Regions from separate parts of the Homo sapiens genome. Here region 2 is linked to region 1. A link is a loop called in an ENCODE intact Hi-C map of the cell type or tissue named here. Cell type or tissue: dorsolateral prefrontal cortex. All regions are shown on one strand.

Region 1 (2,500 bases):
AGACTAAAAGCCACTCACCCATTCCTTCCACCCTTCCATACCTACTCTTCACTCCTTCACCTTAGCCAACTCCTGGCCACAACTATGGTCTCTGGAGAGGATCCTGGTAGACCATAGAGAAGCTACACCCAACAGCTACATATCCAACTGGTGAGAGGGAACATTTCTCCACTGTAGTAGATACAACTACATAGCAGTTCCAAGTTATAGATGCCAAATGGCTCCCATTATTATTACAGTTGGCACTTGTTGAGTACTTAGGATACGCTGTGACCCTAAAAAGCACTGCCTATGTCTTATCTCATTTAATCTTCACCAACCCCATTTTACAGATGAGGCAAAATGGAGTTTAGAAATTTGGCCAAGATCACCCAGCTAGTAATAACAGAGGTGGGGACTGACACTACAACATATGGCCTCTCAGAGGATGGGCAAATGTTTTGATGATTTGTAGCAAACTGTAATTTTTTCCCCAAGTGTGCTATTTTTAAATATAATCACTAAAAAATAATAATCTTACCCCTACTAGTTGCGGGTTGACTGTGACTTTGGGGCCAAATGCAAAAAGCCTCAATCTGCGATTTCCCAGGCAAATAGCACTAAGTACCTGTTCTTGTCCTTGCTGATTCTTCTACATGCAAATCATTTCCCTCTCAACACTGGTAAGACATTTGTAGTCATGCCAGGGGAAGGCAGTGGGGATGTGAAAGGTGGAGGTCCTGGCCTGGAAGTGGAGAGGGCTCTATTTTAGCTCCATTTCCACCACAAACTCAACTCTCGGGATCATGGGTTCCTCACGAGCGAATGGAAACCAGTGGATGATACGGTTTCTAACATCCCCTCCAGCTTTAAATTTCCAGCAATTTATGAAGCCTGGTAATGCCCACGTACTGGTGCCAGCAGTGTGGGTGCAGCACCCCCTGCCGGTGGCCTCCCCGCACTGCCCTGGAGGGAGGTCGTGGCTGGTAGAGCCACACTCCGCCTGCTGGTTGTGTGCGGTGGTGGCCCAGGCCAGGGCACAGGCATTCACGCACACAAAACTCACCCCAACGATGCTCTGAAGTATCTATTGCCATGTGTGTGCTGAAAGAAATGCACTATGATTCAGATCGGCCAAGGCTTGGAAGAGGACAAGAGGATTACAGGGTAATTTAGGAAGCACGTAGAGTTAGACGCAGCTGGACAGGCTTCTGCTTAGCCATGCTGATCGTGAAAAGCCACGATGAAAACTTGATAATTTTTTTAGCACAGCATATTCTCTTAAAGAGAGGCATATATCTGTTCTCTGAAAGTAGAAAATAAATTCTTCCATGGACTTGATGTGTTTAAAATCTAAGGCGAGTGCAGGTCCCGACCCCTCTCCATCCCCACCGCTTGCTTATCTGCTTCAACAATCTGCAGCCTGAGCCTGCTCACCTGTGTCGGCTCAACACCAGCCCAGCCACTTCATGTCTCAGCAATCTGACCTGCCCTTCAAATATCACCAGCCTCCAATGCCATTCCTGCTGGGGGCATCTGATGGGAAACACAGGTCCTTTCAACTTAAACTCGAGATAAGCACACATAAAGCATCTACCCCCTAAGGACTTTAGCAATTATTTTTAAAATGAAAAACCTGAGCTTTGAATGTAGCGCCCAAAGTAGAGCGGAGACATGGAGGAAATAATCAACTTGATTCCCTCTTCTGTCATTCACCTCTTCCAGAAACCTGGAACCTGAAGGCGAGGTTGTTTTGCCAGCACCCAGCACCTCGCCTTGCTGTTGATCACCTTCCCTAGGAGCACAAAAGTCAGAGGGGAGAAAGGATGGGAGTGCAAGGTTTGTCCACTGGGGCAGGTGGACGGGGAGGATCTCAGGCTGGGTTTGGGTATTATGGAGCCAGTATCAGGCTAACATCTCATAGTGTGGCTTTAGCCAGGCCCCAAGGGGGAATCCAATCTATAGTGAAGTTCATTTTCACAATAAGCTTTGGAGGGTATCATTCATCCAACTCAGACAGACATATTGACTTACCGATAACTTCATTAATGAAAGCACCTGCCTGGCCTGGAACCCTATTCTCTAAACCAAGGACTCCCAGTTCCCAATGTGTGGTCTATCCCCTGCAGTGCTTTTCCAAGGTCCGCCACAGTTGGCTCTACTTTCTCTCCTCCCTCCTCTCAACTTCTGAATCTTTCTTTTCTCTTCCTTCTACCCTTCCAAATGTAAGCAAAATGTAAACCAATGTAGAGATAACTTTTAATTCTTCCCCTAATCCTTTACCCCAAATCTGCTCAGAAAAAGTCTAGAACCAGAACTGACAGAGGCAGAATTCTGTGTTAGAAACTATAGGGGAGGGTGAAAGACTAAGACTAAGGTGGAGTCTCTTTTCCCAATTCTTTTTTTTTTTTTTCTTTTGAGACAGGGTCTCGCTCTGTCACCCAGGCTGGAGTGCAGTGGTGCAATCACAGCTCACTGCAGCCTCTGCCTTCTAGGCCCCAGGCCCAAGTGATCCTCCCAC
Region 2 (2,500 bases), 110 kb before region 1:
TAGCAATGCTCATTTTAAGGACATCTTTTAGATAGAAATTTAAGAAACAAAACAATACAAAGCAAAACAAAAACAAAAAGTGATACTGTTTAGAACTATCTAGCCATCCAAATGGCATGCCATGAATATCTACCAGCTTCATGATTCTATGTCAATCTACAGCTGTTTACATAAAGAAAGGCTTTGACATGGGGCAGGTTAGCTGAGCATCCCTCGGCACAATGACCTTGAGCCTCTTCCCTGCTTTTCTTTTTCTTTTTTTTTTTTTTTGAGATGGAGTCTCACTCTGTTGCCCAGGCTGGAGTGCAGTGGCGCCATCTTGGCTCACTGCAACTTCTGCCTCCCAGTTCAAGTGATTCTCCATTCTCAGCCTCTCCGGTGGCTGGGATTACAGGCCCGCACCACCACACCCAGCTAATTTTTGTGTTTTTAGTAGATCCAGGGTTTCACCATGTTGGCCAGGCTGATCTCCAACTCCTGGCCTCAAGTGATCCACCCGCCTTGGCCTGCCAAAGTGCTGGGATTATAGGCATGGCCACTGTGCCTGGCCAGTTTTTTTTCTTTTATGGGATATAACGCTGGTATAGCTTCTGGCCATATCTTTTGCTTGGGTAAAGCAGAAGCTTGCATTTTCTAAGCTTGTTTGCTACTGATTCCCATAGTTTTTAATAGAAGAAGAGAACAAAGCAGTCACTGGTTCTAGTTCTTACATACATAGATGATGGAACAGAGGTTTCAATATTTTTCCTTTGGCTGTTTGTCTCCTAACAAGGTAACAATCCGAATATTCCTCTGTGGTGTAGAGGTAGGCCAAAGAATCAGGTAATGTATAAACAAAACTACGTCAAAAAGGCCTGTCCATTTCAGTGTCTTAAGACTGACCCAAGCCTCTGGCTTCAAATGGATTGAAAAGGTGGTGAAAAGGGCCATTGCTTAAAGATTTTCTACATAGAGGCAAAATCAAGATATTCACTGTTGGCTGGGCATGGTGGCTCACGTCTGTAATCCCAGCACCTTGGGAGGCTGAAGCGGGCGGATCACCTGAGGTCGGGAATTCGAGACCAGCCTGACCAACATGGAGAAACCCCATCTCTACTAAAAATACAAAATTAGCTGGGTGTGGTGGTGCATGCCTGCAACCCCAGCTACTCCAGAGCCTGAGGCAGGAGAATCGCTTGGACCCAGGAGACAGAGGTTGCGGTGAGCCGAGATTGTACCACTGCACTCCAGCCTGGGCAACAAGAGCGAAACTCCATCTCAAAAAAAAAGATATTCACTGTTAATTATTTGAAACCATCCAGGCCAAAATACCCACTTTGAGATCCTTTGTCCACTGGTTGGCCATGGTGCAGCTGTGTGCACATTCTAACACACTGACTCAAAGAGTTTGGATCCCATGTGTTGCAAATAGTTCAGTCTAGCAGGAGCTGTGGACAACAGTGCAGACAGATGTGCTCATTGGTTGGCACATCCGAAATAAGCACTTTATGATGCTAGAAATGAAAGTGCCCTTTAGTTCCGAGGAGGAAATAGAAGGCACTCAGTCAGCTCTGATCAAGCCATTCTTGGATTCATGGGCAGCAATTGCAGGGCCAGGAAGGAGCTGAAGTGAATCTTCCTTATCCCTCTGCCTCGGGTGTCAGAACCTGTTTACTGGAACTGGAAGATATTGCCTACATTGCCTGAGACAGGCCTTCCCTCCTCTTGCTTCTGATGTTGCAGAGTAGAAGTCAGGAACTTTTCAGAGAAGGAAACTGAATCCAGAAAGGCTGATGTTTCTCAAGGCCACAGAGCTGGCCGGTAGCAGAGCTGGGGACTTGAGGTGAACTTGAGTTGGCTCCACTGTCCCAGGCTGGCTCCATGAGTCTGCCATGACGCCTGTGGGACACATGCTGTCTTTGAGACATTGGAGATCCCAGTTAGCTTAGTTCATCTCCACCAATGCTCACATCATGTACTTTATAGGGAGCTCCCCCGACCCCACGCAGCAGCTTGGCCACACAGCTCAGAATAAGAACGCACCCTTACACACAGCTCCTGTGTTTTGCGATACATGTGCTGTGAGCACAGGCTTATGTGAAATCTGGTCATAAAACTACAAACACACCCTTGCTGTGGTGGGCCCAGTCATTTTGTCCACCCACAGCACAGGGGTTGCCAGCTCTGTCTCACAGTTGGTACCTCTAGAAGAAAGCAACTTCTGAGACTTCTGGCCGGGCATGGTGGTTCACACCTGTAATCCCAACATTTTGGGAGGCCAAGGCGGGCGGATCACCTGAGGTCAGGAGTTTTGAGACCAGCCTGGCCAACGTGGTGAAGCCCCATCTCTACCCCCAACAACAACAACAGAAATCCGGGCATCGTGGCATGCACCTGTAGTCCCAGCTACTGGGGAGGCTGAGGTGGGAGGATTGCTTGAACCCAGGAGGTGGAGGTTGCAGTGAGGGGAGGTTGCAATGAGCTGAGATTGCGCCACTGCACTCCAGCCTGGGTGACAGAG

What was found. Hi-C counts contacts between places; a loop is a spot of excess contacts. Peaks named below come from ENCODE experiments on the same cell type or tissue, not always from the same donor. Only the 100,000 strongest peaks of a DNase experiment are listed, where the experiment ranks them.
Region 2: a loop joins it to region 1, with 2.5 times the contacts of the local background. A loop is called at or near these places in 1 of 110 quality-filtered maps.

Annotation. Positions count from the first base shown.
Region 1 is chr4:82,738,556-82,741,055 of GRCh38, forward strand. All of the region lies in intron 1 of SCD5 (stearoyl-CoA desaturase 5), which reads right to left. Among named protein-coding and RNA genes, the nearest start is that of MIR575, 14 kb to the right of the region's middle. RefSeq lists a silencer at 962-1,051. In dorsolateral prefrontal cortex, CTCF peaks have their summits at 947 (motif pointing left) and 1,149; a DNase peak (open chromatin) is centred at 926; H3K27ac peaks cover 2,410 bases.
Region 2 is chr4:82,623,578-82,626,077 of GRCh38, forward strand. No RefSeq gene overlaps it. Among named protein-coding and RNA genes, the nearest start is that of LINC00575, 3.4 kb to the left of the region's middle. In dorsolateral prefrontal cortex, no CTCF peak of the experiment used is centred here; no DNase peak of the experiment used is centred here; H3K27ac peaks cover 1,602 bases.